Linked DNA regions of Mus musculus: region 2 is linked to region 1. A link is a contact called in ENCODE Hi-C or POLR2A ChIA-PET data. All regions are on one chromosome and are shown on one strand. The core of a region is the stretch at or near the end of the contact, and the rest is flanking DNA. Distances in the headings are between cores, read along the strand shown.

What was found. Hi-C counts contacts between places; a loop is a spot of excess contacts on that map. ChIA-PET counts read pairs that join two places held with the same protein, here RNA polymerase II (POLR2A).
Region 2: POLR2A ChIA-PET joins it to region 1 with 16 read pairs in Patski. The contact joins the promoter of Tubb5 here to the promoter of 4833427F10Rik in region 1. A Hi-C loop is called at or near these places in 4 of 37 maps with a recorded cell type or tissue (heart and left cerebral cortex). POLR2A ChIA-PET finds 5 or more read pairs at or near these places in 4 of 5 experiments (Patski and embryonic stem cell).

The regions. Positions count from the first base shown.
Region 1 is chr17:35,768,976-35,775,842 of GRCm38, forward strand. 4833427F10Rik (RIKEN cDNA 4833427F10 gene) reads left to right here and starts at 3,475. Exons shown (of 3, transcript NR_045459.1): 1 at 3,475-3,936. It overlaps Gm32409 (a long non-coding RNA gene), which reads right to left. Exons shown (of 4, transcript XR_876780.2): 3 at 6,143-6,186; 4 at 4,849-5,754.
Region 2 is chr17:35,833,986-35,840,852 of GRCm38, forward strand. Tubb5 (tubulin, beta 5 class I) reads right to left here and starts at 4,316. Exons shown (of 4, transcript NM_011655.5): 1 at 4,012-4,316; 2 at 2,643-2,751; 3 at 2,178-2,288; 4 at 1-2,054. The coding sequence starts at 4,068. The coding sequence ends at 997.

The DNA.
Region 1 (6,867 bases), core at 2,225-4,724:
GGAGATGTCTGCTGGAGAAAGAAACAGCAGCCCCTGCCACACCTGTGGGCTGACCTGTGAACCGTGTCATCTGCTCAGTTGCTGTTTCATACTTTACTTTAGCGGGCCTTCTCTGGAACCTTGAGGAACAGGCTATTTAGGTATTCTGGGTACCTGCAGGGAGGCTGTGCATAGAGAGCCAGGGAGAGCCAGGTAGGCATGGTGACATGAACCTGTGATCTCAGCACTCAGAAGGCAGAGGTCAGCCTGGGCTACAAAGTGACCCAATCTCAGAACAAAAACCAGGGCCACTCGTTAGGTAGAATTGCCTGCTGTCAAGTCAGACAGCTGAGTTCAACCCCTGCACCCCACATGGTGAAGGGGAAGAACCAAGTCCCAGAAGTTGTCCTCTGACCCTCTATGCATGTGGCACCCACACATTCACACACACACACAGAGAACATTTACATGTTAAATAGTGTATATTTATTAGAAAGCTGGATTTGTTTAACTGAAGCAAACAAAAGTCTAGAGAACCTCTGGGCCTCTGCCACAGTATAAACCTAGCTTGCCCTCCACAGAGAGAGGCTCCCTCCCTGCTACCCCCCCCCCCCACACACACACACAAAGTGAGGCCTATGACTCTGCAACTCTGCACAGCTGACCCAGGAGTTGCCCTCCTGCACTCCTCTGTAGCGCCCCCCAGCCTTGAGCAGGCTGACTCAGACCTATGCTGCCACTGTGAATGAGACCACCTAGGGTGGAGTCTTCCGACCTAGATGGTTCTGGTTCTATTGCTCTGTCACCTGCTGCTCTTCTCCAAGTCACTGCTACCTGCTGAGAGGCTGAACCTGCCTTCCTGAGAAATTCCTGAGAGAGCTGACAACTTGGCAACTGACAACCTACTGCTAACAGCGCTGGCAGACTAATTGCTACAGGCATGGCAGCAAAGCATCAAGAACCTGGCATGGGGGTTGGGGATTTAGCTCAGTGGTAGAGCGCTTGCCTAGCAAGCACAAGGCCCTGGGTTCAGTCCTCAGGTCTGGAAAAAACAAACAAAAAAGAACCTGGCATGGCAGGGGATGGACCTTCCCTCTTTATAAGCACAGACTCTTAGTAAACATTGGGCCTTGATCGGAATCTGTCTTGTCTCGTTTCTTTTTTTTTTTTTTTTTTCAAATTTTTTTTTTCAAATTTTTTTTTTAGGTTTTCCGAGACAGGGTTTCTCTGTGTAGCCCTGGCTGTCCTGGAACTCACTCTGTAGACCAGGCTGGCCTCAAACTCAGAAATCCTCCTGCCTCTGCCTCCCGAGTGCTGGGACTAAAGGTGTGCACCACCACGCCCGGTTCTTGTCTCGTTTCTTCTCTCACCATTTCCTCCCTTACAGCTACAGCTTTCCACTCAGGAACCCATTTTGTGTGGCTGCAAACACTGACAATGCAAGGTTGAAAGCTCTCAGGGTTCTCTGGGTTCTCTGCTCTCCACAGATCCTGTAGCGCCCCCGTCCCCCCCCCCCCCCACGCTGTCACAGCAGGGGCACTACCTGGTAGGCAGAAAGGACCTTGAATGTGGTTTTGGGTAGAGACTTGGTCTACATTCAATCCTCAGAAGAGGATATCACCCCTGCTTGTGTAGTGCACCCCCCAATACAGGCCAACTTTCTAGTTGCTTCCAGAAGAGCTCTTCCCCAACCATTTCTGAAGGACAGACCCTAATGAAAAGGTTCAATTCCTCCCCAGCAAGTTCCCATGACTAAAACCCCTGGCATTTTGTTCCTATGTGAATAGTGAGTGTTTTACAGCCTGCTTCCCTTCCCTGTGCAGACACTTCCTCCCTTCCCAGCAGATGTGTCTAGCCTAGTAAAGTCTGCAACTAGCAGTGTGGGACCGACCCCAGGTGTGGGTCCTGTCCTCATGAGCTCATCTGGGTCAAAGGGCCAAGGCTCTGTTAGAGTTTTTACAGTCTCAGAAGAAAACTCATGATGTGCTGGCAAATCAGCTTGTGGGGGAGACAGAGACCCCTCGTTCTCAGAGGTTACCGCTCCCTATTGGATAAACAATCTACTGGACAGTGGCTCTGAGCTGGGTAACAGCCCCTCTGGAACTGACTGGAGGAAGGGGCTGTCCTGCTAGAATGTTGGGTGGGCCTTAGAAAGAGTGGGAACTCCAGGCTGGGGAGCTGATGCACTCCCAGTAAAGTGCTTGCCACACACACACACACAGGGACCACAGTTCAATCCTCAGCACCCACATAAACATCCAGGGTGAGCAACATGAACTTTAAACCCAGTGCTGGAAACATAGAGACAGAAGGCCCCTTGGCTTGCTGATCAGGCAGCCTCATCTAATCTGTGTGCCTCAGGTCTCAGAGAAAGACCCTGTCTCACTCTGTGACTTTAGGTAAATTCCAGCATCCTCTGCCGAATTGGGTTGATAAAACTCCTGTAGGAGCGAGCGCTCTGAAGGCCTGCAGTCAGCTTAGCCGCTGTGAACTCCCAGCTTTGCCTAACTTCCCTGGAGTGTAAGCAAATACTCTCTAAAAATCAAACATCGGCCCCCGGCAATGTAGCAGGAGGACATTTTTAAGAAGCAGAGATGTTTGTTTGGTTTGGTTTTAAAAGACAGGATCTCTACGTAGCCCCAAGTGGCCTGAAACTTGCTTACAATGTAGATCAGGCTGGCCTGAAGCTTACAGAGACCCTCCCGCCCTGCCACCTGAGTGCTGGATTAAAGGCACTTACCTGCTTTTCATTTTCCTAAGCAACACTTATTTTTTTCTTCTAAGGTTGTTCCTTGCCCTCATTATAAGAGTCAGAATTCATGAAACACTTCTTTTCCCCTGGCTCCATGACTCATCAGGTGGAGGCCCTTGGCACCAAGTCGGATGACTTCAGTTCAGTCCTCCGTGCCCACACAGTGAGAGGCAAGAACCAACTCCCACACGTTGTCCTCCATCTTCCCTGCTTGATCCTGGAAACACACACATACACCCCTGAACACACACAAGCCCAAACACACACACACACAAGCGCACACACACACAGCTCTAGAGCTATCCTCCTGCCTCCGCATCCCCAGCACTGAAATTACAGGTGTATCCCAGCAGGCCCAGCTGCTCAGAATTTTTGCAGCTATAGTTGATGTGACCTGGCTTCACTCTTCTCAGTGACACAGTATGAGAAGCTGTGTCCAAAAACGGGCACACACCGTGCCACAGGCAGAAGCTTACCCAAGGCCTCCGCTCGAGCCTGGCAGAACACTCCAAGCTGTTTGCATACCTTGAATGCCATGGCAGCAAATCAAGGCCTGTCAGACACGGGGATTTATGGCAGACTATATAGAACATCGAGCTCTGGTCAGACATCTAGGAGACCCTTCCAGCAACAGGACGCCATACAAGGAAGCTTCGTCTCACAGGCTGGGACGTGGGGAGGAGTCAGAAAGGACAGTTTTGTTGCTCACCAAGAGGGAATCTCTGCCCTGATAGACATCAAGAGACAGGAGACAGAGTTTGCCATGAGAGTCAGTCTCATGGCAAGGGGTTTTTGGTAACATAACAAAGAATCAGAAACTTCAATGTACAAAAGAGCTTTTAATCAAAATGAATGGGGACTAAGGTTGGAACTTAGTGGATAGTGTAATCAATTAGAATGGAAGAAGCCCTGGGTTCAGTTCCCAGTACCACAAAAAACCAGGCATTGTGGTGGTTTGTATGTGCTTGGCTCTGGGAGTGGCACTATCAGAATGTGTGGCCCTGTGAAAGTAGGTGGGAACTTGTTAGAGCATGTGTATCACTGTGGGCAGGGGCTTTAAGACCCTTATCCTAGCTGCCTGGAAGTAAGTATTCTGCTAGCAGCCTTCAGATGAAGATGTAGACCTCTCAGTTCCTCCTGCACCATGCCTGCCTGGATGCTGCCATGTTCCCACCTTGATGAAAATGATCTGAGCCTCTGAAACTGTAAGTCAGCCCCAATTTAATGTTGTCCTTATAAAAGTTGCCTTGGTCACGGTGTCTGTTCACAGAAGTAAAACCCTAAGACAGGCATAGTGGTACACATCTGTAATGCCAGCACCTGGGAGGTACAGGCAGGAGAATCATTAGTTCAAAGTCATCTTCAGATACATTAGGAGTTTGAGGCCAGCCTGGGCTACACGAGACCTTATCTCCAGAAAAAGAAAAAACTGGATTTGAGCCATCTGTGACATTTTCAAGGTGCCTGACCCACACAGCTGTTTTACTTGACTGAGTCTTCAATACTCCTTTATTTACTGAACATAGTTCACATGTGTAATCCTGAGCAATTGGGGAGACAGTGTAAGAAAAGACAGAGATGGAAAGTTTGCTCTGTGTTAGAGATCAGCTTAGAGATGATCCTTAAAAGGTACCTCACACCTGCAATTCCAGCATTCAGGAGACAGAGGCAAGAGGATCATTACAAGTTTGGGTCCAGCCTGGGCTACACAGTGAGTTCTAGGAGGCTCACAACCATAGATAAGGCCAGCCCTCTTCGGGGCTCTGTGGGTACTGTATGTATGCATGTGATGCCGGTACATACCCACAGGCAAAACACTCACAGACATTAATTAAGAAAGGAAGAAAGAAACAAAGAAACAAAGAAGGAAACAAAAAGGAAGAAACAGCCGGGTGTGGTGGCACATGCCTTTAATCCCAGCACTTGGGAGGCAGAGGCAGGCGGATTTCTGAGTTTGAGGCCAGCCTGGTCTACAAAGTGAGTTCCAGGACAGCCAGGGCTATACAGAGAAACCCTGTCTCAAAAAAAAAAAAAAAAAAAAAAAAAAAAAAAGGAAGAAACAAAGGAAGAAAGGATCCTTCCTTACAAATCAATGAAAAATGCAAATATCTCTATTTATTTATTTTTGAGACTAGATTTCATGTAGCTAAGACTGGCCTGAACTCACTATGTAGCTAAGTCTGTCCTTGGACTATCTCTCCTCCTACCTCTACCTCTCAAGAACTGGGATTAGAGATGTGTGTCACCATATCTGGCTCAAATACATCAATCCATGAAAAGGAGAAGCTGAGCATTGTGGCCGGTGCCTAACAGCCAGCTACTTGGGAGACTGAGGTAGGGAGAATCACAAGTTACAGGCCAGCCTGGGCTACATTCAGAGACCAGAGGGTGAGGAGAGAGAGGACAGGCTGGGGAATTCGAATTGTCCCCATTGCTAGTGGGAATATTAAGTAGAGAACTTGGAATTTCCTCAAAAGGCTGAACTTAAAGCAAACGTGTGACCTAATGCAACCTAGAAACGCCACTCCTCCCCGCAAGACCAGCAAACATGTTTCACTCAAAGAATGTCGGATGGCTCAGAGCAGTGGGTGTTCTTCACGGTAGCTAAAATGTGATATCATACAGCCCATCACGGCAGACAAGGCAGGGGGCATAGGTATGAAGTGCTTGGCCATGCTGTGTCAGTCGGTAGTCAGGAAGCAAAGAGGAATTCCGCCGATCTGCTCCATTTCTCATGCATCAGCCCACGGGACAGTGCTCTCCATTTTCAGGCTGTATTTCCTCCTCACTGAGCCCTTCCTGGAAACACCCAGAGGTGTGTTCTCACGGTCATGTTAACCCAATCAAGTTGACTGTGAAGATGAACCATCACCCAAAATAAATGGCCAGAAGGGATGGGCAGGTGAAGACACGGTAGAGTCACACAGTGAGCGTGTTGAGCAGGAGATGGAGAGGATGCAGTCTAACAGGGGTGAACCCTGAAGCATCCTGAATACACAGGTCTGTAGAGACAAAGGGGTTGCCTGGGGCCAGAGAAGAAAAGACTTGTGAAAAAGTTCCTGTGACTCTGTGAGGCCCTTTTTTGTTCATGCACTTCAGTTTGGCCTCCAACTCAGAACAATCCTCCTGCCTCAGCTTCCCAAGTACTGGGGTTGCATGCATGTGCCATCCCACTCGACTTTGTATGTGGTCTTTTGAGGGTAATAAAAACGTTCTAAAGTCAGCTGTGGCTCCAATCTACAGCAGCTACTCTATGACTATTTTTCAAATTTCACTTACCCTCTAAAAGGGCAAACGAGGGTCTTTGTCAGACTCCATAGTTAAGGAGCTAGCTCCTGTTGTTCTGCCAGGAGACCTGAGCTCAGTTCCTACCACCCACACTGGGCAGCTCACACTGGGCACCCACTCTACCTGTAGCTCCAGGGGATCCAAAGCCTGCTTCTGACTTCTGGTACCTGCACACATGTGGACATACACAGAAATAAAAATAAACCTTTAAAAGACGTAAGTAGCCAGGCAGTGGTGGCACAGGCTTTTAATCCCAGCACTTGGGAGGCAGAGGCAGGTGGATTTCTGAGTTCGAGGCCAGCCTGGTCTATAGAGTGAGTTCCAGGACAGCCAGGGCTATACAGAGAAACCCTGTGTGTGTGTGTGGTGGGGGGGGGGGGGGACGACAAGTAAACAAAAGAGCAAATTGTCACAATGTTATATAGCAATCCCCCCAGCACCTGGGAGGCTGAAGCTGCAGGCTTGCCAATTTAATGAGATCCTCCTTCAAAAGAAAGAGTTAAAAGGGTAGTGCTGGGGCTGGAGAGGTAGCTCAGCGGCTGACTGCTCTTCCAGAGGACCTGAGTTCAATTCCCAGCAACTATATGGTGGCTCACAACCATCTGTAATAGGATCTGATGCCCCCTTCAGGTGGTGTACTCATATAAAAATAAATAAATAAATTCTTTGTTTTGTTTTTCCAGACAGGGTTTCTCTGTGTAGCCCTGGCTGTCATGGAACTCACTCTGTAGACCAGGCTGGCCTCGAACTCAGAAATCCACCTGCCTCTGCCTCCCAAGTGCTGGGATTAAAGGCGTGCACCACCACTCCCAGCTAATTTTTTTTTTTAAAAGATGTTGCTGGAGTGG
Region 2 (6,867 bases), core at 3,066-5,565, 66 kb after region 1:
AAAAAGCAGGTACAACACGAAATAGAAAGGTAGGAAATGACCAAGCCAAGGGCAGGAGGAGCATGGGGCAGAGGTGGTGACAGCCCATCTGGGCAGTGTCTGAAAGACCCAGGTGGAAACATACTTTCCCAAGTGTGGAGTTTCAGCGGGAATTGGGAGTGTTCAGAGACCAAGACCAAGACCTTGCCGCACCCCCAACCCCCATCTCTCCGAGAAAGGAGAACCAATACAGGGAAGACACTTCCAATGGCAGATTTGGCTCAGGACAGCTGGGAGGATATAAATGGAGATAATACTGTTAATACCTCTCCTGAGGCTGAGAGATGAGGCAGGAGAAAAACAAAACAAAGCCCTGCTGACTGAAAGCATAGGTGGATTCTAAATGGCCCTGACTGGAAAACCCCACCCCCTTCTCTTCCTGGTGGTCTCTACCTAGCATCCCTGATCCACTACTTTGCTTTAAGATGATGGTTACTATCCGAGTTCTTAGAATTGGGCTGGGTTCTACACAGGATCTGGAGCAGACCTCAGGTTTCTGGAGAATATTCTGGAATATTAACTGGACAGTCAAATAATAATTTAAAAAAATGGATACTTGTTGGGTGATAGTGGCACACGCCTTTAATCCCAACACTTGGGAGGCAGAGGCAGGCGGATTTCTGAGTTCCAGGACAGCCTGGGCTATATATACAGAGAAACCCTGTCTGGAAAAACCAAAAAAAAAAAAAAAAAAAAAAAAAAGATACCAGTAGGAAGCACAGGGTAACAACCAGAATGTCAGAAATCTAAGTTTGTCAGAGTGGAAAGAGAAAGGAGACATTCCACAAACAAATATTTATTGAGTGCCTGCCATGTGCCAGGCACCATTTACCCCCAATGAGAAAACAGAACAAAACAAATACAAGACAGAGGCAGCAGAAAGAAACTGGAGGACAAAGGGCAGTTGGAGAAAGCTGAGGGATCTAAGCAGCCTGAGCTGATGCAGGGCTCTCTGCCTTAGGCCTCCTCTTCTGCCTCCTCTCCGAAATCCTCTTCCTCTTCCGCGGTGGCATCCTGGTACTGCTGGTACTCAGAGACGAGGTCGTTCATGTTGCTCTCAGCTTCGGTGAACTCCATCTCGTCCATGCCCTCACCCGTATACCAGTGGAGGAAAGCCTTCCGGCGGAACATAGCCGTAAACTGCTCAGAGATGCGCTTGAAGAGCTCCTGGATGGCTGTGCTGTTTCCAATGAAGGTGACTGCCATCTTGAGGCCACGCGGTGGGATGTCACAGACAGCTGTCTTGACATTGTTGGGGATCCATTCCACGAAGTAGCTGCTATTCTTGTTCTGCACGTTGAGCATCTGCTCATCCACCTCCTTCATGGACATCCGTCCACGGAAGACGGCGGCAACTGTGAGGTACCGGCCGTGGCGCGGGTCGCAGGCGGCCATCATGTTCTTGGCATCGAAGACCTGCTGGGTAAGTTCAGGCACAGTGAGGGCCCGGTACTGCTGGCTTCCACGGCTGGTGAGAGGGGCAAAGCCAGGCATGAAGAAGTGGAGACGTGGGAATGGCACCATGTTGACAGCCAGCTTTCGAAGGTCAGCATTAAGCTGGCCCGGGAAACGGAGGCAGGTGGTGACGCCGCTCATGGTGGCCGAGACGAGATGGTTCAGGTCTCCGTAGGTTGGCGTGGTGAGCTTGAGGGTACGGAAGCAGATGTCGTAGAGGGCCTCGTTGTCGATGCAGTAGGTCTCATCCGTGTTCTCAACCAACTGATGGACAGACAGGGTGGCATTGTAGGGCTCGACCACGGTATCAGACACTTTGGGCGAGGGCACCACACTGAAGGTATTCATGATACGGTCAGGATATTCTTCCCGGATCTTGCTGATGAGCAGGGTGCCCATGCCAGAGCCAGTGCCTCCACCCAGTGAGTGGGTCAGCTGAAAGCCTTGCAGGCAATCACAGCTCTCCGCCTCCTTCCGCACCACATCCAAGACAGAGTCAACCAACTCAGCTCCCTCTGTGTAGTGGCCTTTAGCCCAGTTGTTGCCTGCCCCAGACTGACCTGGAATGCAGTAAGGGAAAAGGTTTAATCACTAAGATATGAGAGAAACACAAATACTTCTTAATCTTTCAACGACTGGAATAATTCAGTTGAGCAAATAGAAATCGATTCCACCTAACTCACCGAAAACGAAGTTGTCTGGTCTGAAGATCTGGCCAAAAGGACCTGAGCGAACGGAGTCCATAGTCCCAGGTTCTAGATCCACCAAGATAGCTCGAGGGACATACTTGCCACCTGCAGGAATTCAAGTCAATGTTTGACGGATCAGCAATGCATTACCTCTGGGTGGGAGATCAGCCACAAAGCACTAAAGTTGTCATTCCAGGCACTACCACCTGGTGGCAGTAGAGCTAATCTTTAGTCCCTTAGGGTGTGAGTCTAGGGAAAAAAAAATGGGAACCATGCAGAGGGGTAATAGATACTTAGAAGTGTGGAAAAACAGGGCGTGGTGATGCTCTCCTTAAACCCAGCACTTGAGAGGTAGACGATCTATGGGAGTTCCAGGGCAGCCAGTGATGCATTCATCTGGGCTCACTGTCCAATACAGGGGACAGGGAATAAATGTTAAGTGGGGATTTCTGCCCTCACCTGTGGCTTCATTATAGTACACAGAGATTCGGTCCAGCTGCAGGTCGCTGTCACCGTGGTAGGTACCGGTGGGGTCGATGCCATGTTCATCGCTTATCACCTCCCAGAACTGCACAGGGAAGAGCAACGAGGCCTCAATGTCTCAAGTCCTAAGGCATGCCTCCCGCCCCTCATTTCAATTCCAGACACGCTGAAACGAGGCTGAGGTGAAGACACTGCAATTCCGTTATCTGCTTGCGGAAGTCCCATGGAGGAACCTACGCGATGGAAGGCTAAAACCTTTCGGCATAGGACCGGTGATGGGTGGGTCAGGCGCTATAAACCTCTATGTGGGCGGATTGGAGCCCACCTATTTGGCTTTGCACCCAGGTTGGCTCCTGAAGCCAGGAACCGCCCTTCCAGGCCAGCACAAAAGAGTTGGGGGAGAAAGGTGCGGCCACTGCAGTCGCCCACCCCTTACGTGCTCCACGTGACTGCGGTGGCGGGCCGCTCCTCCAGCAAACCACAAAGGCGGGAGCAGCGCGGGCGGGGCCTAGCTCGAGGGGCGGGGCCAGTGCGCCCCCGCGGGTAGGGGCCGCATTGTCCCTGCGCGCCAGGGGCTCCAACCCCGCCCCCAAAGGGTCCCACCCTTCGGCTACAATTTAGCGGCCGCACTTCCTCCCTCCCCTCCCCCGCTACATTGTTAATTGCTAGCAAAAAAGGGGGAAAAATCTTTAAAAAGCCCCATTGCCTATCTTTATTCCCTTCCTTCCCTCTCCTTAGTCTCCCAGACAGTCTCACATATTTGAAAAGCTCACTTTCATACCGCTCACACCCTAAAGGGCAATGAAAAGTAAAAGTAGGCCCCTATACAGAGTCATTACCTAAAAAAAGCATTGGGATGGCGGGTTCGATGGAGTGTCCAAGCCTTTGTTGAGAGGTAATGCGCACCGGGCACCTCTGCAGCTGCCCGCCAAACCTCGCCCCTTCCCCCCTCCATTCTGTTCCAGTAGAGCCCTCCAGGCTGGGTGGGGGTGGCGCAAGGGGAAAACCTCGCCTCGGCTTTGTCTCGGATCGTTTCCGCATCCCTCCAGTCCTCGAACCGTTAGAAAACCCCTTTTAAGACCAGCTCTTCACAGTCCCTCAGCCTCTCCTTTTCCCTAAACTCGAAAGGCTCTTTTATTAGCTTTCCGAAAATGTGCCAAGAAAAACATTTCCTCATTTTTCAATATCAGAACGCTAGCTACAAATATGGGTTATATTTATACGTGAAAAACTTTGAGGGGCCAAATCTGACGGGTGGAGAATGCAAGAACTCCGTGAACAATGCTCACAATTAACACAGAATTCTCATCTTTACATATTTCAGCTAAAATTTTAAAGTCCTTACCTTAGCACCGATCTGGTTGCCACACTGTCCGGCCTGGATGTGCACGATTTCCCTCATGGCTACGGTTTACTGAAATAATTGTTTTTGATGGTTCCAATGTAGGTACCGAACAAGAAAGAAAATTAAGGTTTTTGGGGTTTTTTTCTTCTGGGCCGGTCTCAGACTGAAAGGATGGACCGGAGCCCGGGAGGCTGCAGCAGCGAGATGCAAGCACGACCGCAGGAAGGTTCTAAGAGGCAGAAGAGGCCGGCGAGCGCAGGAGGGAAGGCGCGCAGGGCGGGGCTCGCGTTCGCGCGGCCGGGGGCGGGAGATAGGCGGGCGCCCCGGGTCTTAGACAAAGCCTACCCAACCAGTCGCTGATTAGACCAACCGATCACGTGCCAGGCGGCCATTGGTTTCTGAGCCAGTGGCGAGCGCAGTCTTTTTTGGGAGTTGTAGTTCTCTATTGTTGTCCACGCTGCAAAAAGAAGTTAGGAATGGGTGGGTACTGTATGAGGAATTGGGGTTATCTTGTGTGTGTGTGATTTTATTTTTTCATGAAAAATGTCCTCACACGAGATTCCTATTTTCTATTCTGAGAGAGGATTTTGTACTAAAAGAGGTTTGGAGAAATGTAGTAATTAGGAGATCTGAGGTGCCAGAGTTGGAAGGTGTGTTGGACACGCCCTGCCAGCTGCCCACCGCAGTAGGTCTAGAAAAGCCAGACTGCATAGCTCAGCGGAAAATCCTGAGAACTATGTTGTCCTTCCCTGATACACAGTATCTAGTTCTTTGTGATCCCAAGACAGGAATTTCAGTAAGGCACAGCTCCCTCGCATCCCTCCAGAAGAAAGAATTACCCTTCTGTTTCCAAGGGAGTTGTCTCAAGGATTTTCAAAAGAGAAACAAAATTGCAAAGATCGTGGTGAAAACTGCATGGAGCTGATGTCCCAAAAGAATGAAGGTGTACTGGCTGGTTTTATGTGTCAACTTGACACAGACTGGAGTTATCACCGAGAAAGGAGCTTCAGTTGGGGAAATGCCTCCATGAGATCCAACTGTAAGGCATTTTCTCAATTAGTGATCAAGGGGGAAGGGCCCATTGTGGGTGGGGCCATCTCTGGGCTGGTAGTCTTGGTTCTATAAGAGAGCAAGCTGAGCAAACCAGTAAAGAACATCCCTCCATGGCCTCTGCATCAGCTCCTGCTTTCTGACCTGCTTGAGTTCCAGTCCTGACTTCATTCAGTGATGAATAGCAATGTGGAAGTGTGAGCTGAATAAACCCTTTCCTCCCCAACTTGCTTCTTGGTTGTGCAGGAATGGAAATCCTGCCTAAGACAGAAGGTGTATGTAAAATCTGCGTGGGATTTGGGCCTTTCAGACGACGCTGAAGACATTCTGGTCATCCTGTCAGGACAGGCTGTAGGGTGGACAGACTAAGAGAATGTCAGTCTTTAGACAGTGCCTCCCTCTCTCAGACACTTGCTTGAAGCAAGGGGATTTGTTTGTTTTTCCAGTTAAATGATTTTATTCATTAGGTGAGTCTGTGGCAATGTGCTGGAACTGAGCAGGAAGAAGGGAGTTGATTGAATGGGCTCAAGTTAGAGGCCTTAATGTTCTCTTTCCAGGGTTTCGAAAATTACTAAGTATCCTCAAAGCTTTAAAGGGATACAAAATGATTAATTAGAGCAAGAGTGGTTCACATGATTAGTCCCCGAATTCTGACTAGAAGGCAAGGGAAGTTCAAGGTCAACACCGGCTACCTAGAGGCTACCTAGACAGCTTGAGGTACAAGCTTTAGCTTCAGTCTCTAAATGAACAAATAGAAAGGAAAAATTAGATTGTGCCTGCCCAAACTCCCAAGAAATACGGATATTGAGACAGAAGGATCATTGCACTTTGGAGGCTAACCTAGTCTACAAAATGAGAGCCTGTCTTGGAAACACAACATACGTGGGGCTAGAGAGATGGCTCAGCAATTAAGAGAATTTGCCCTTCTCAGAACAGGTTCAATTTCTGTCACCCATAGTAGTAGTACACAGACATACATGCAAGCAAACTACCAATACACATAAAAACCTCTTTTAAAAAGAGAAACAACAACAACAAAGGGAAGGGTCTAGTAAGCAGTATCTAGAATGTAAGCAGTATCTAGAATGTAGTAAGCAGTATCTAGAATATAATCGTGTTGTACCAGTGAAAGGAAGGAGGATCCCTGTGAGTTCAAGGCTGACCTGCTAAGTTAGTTAGTTCGAGGTTAGCGGAGGCACATAGTGAGACCCTTCTTTGGCTTAAAGAAAATGAATCAAAGACATGCAATCAACATACAGCTCAAGTCATCTTTTAAATAAAAGAACATTTAACCGGGTAGTGGTGGTGTACACCTTTAATCCCAGCACTTGGGAGGCAGAGGCAGGCAGATTTCTGAGTTCGAGGCCAGCCTGGTCTACATAGTGAGTTCCAGGACAGCCAGGGCTACACAGAGAAACCCTGTCTCGAAAAACAAAAAACCAAAACAACAACAACAACAACAAAGAACATTTAAGTTACATCAATACTCCTTTATTCATTAAAAATATTTCAATTTTGGTTATGCCAACAATGAAAGCGATTATTGATTATTTCGTGCTACTTGAATTTGTCTCATTTACTTTAGGAACACGGATAAGTCATCCAACTTAAAGCTTCAAACGTCTGGCGATTTATTATGGACATATTGAAAAAACCAACGGGAAAGAACTATACAAGCCACTTTCCTGGAATACCTTCATGTTTTATTATAATGAAATAAATTATTTTATTATACTTTTCTCCTCTTTTGAAAGACGACGACAGACTTTGAGGTTTTAGCAAAACAGCTTGCTGTATTTAGGATCT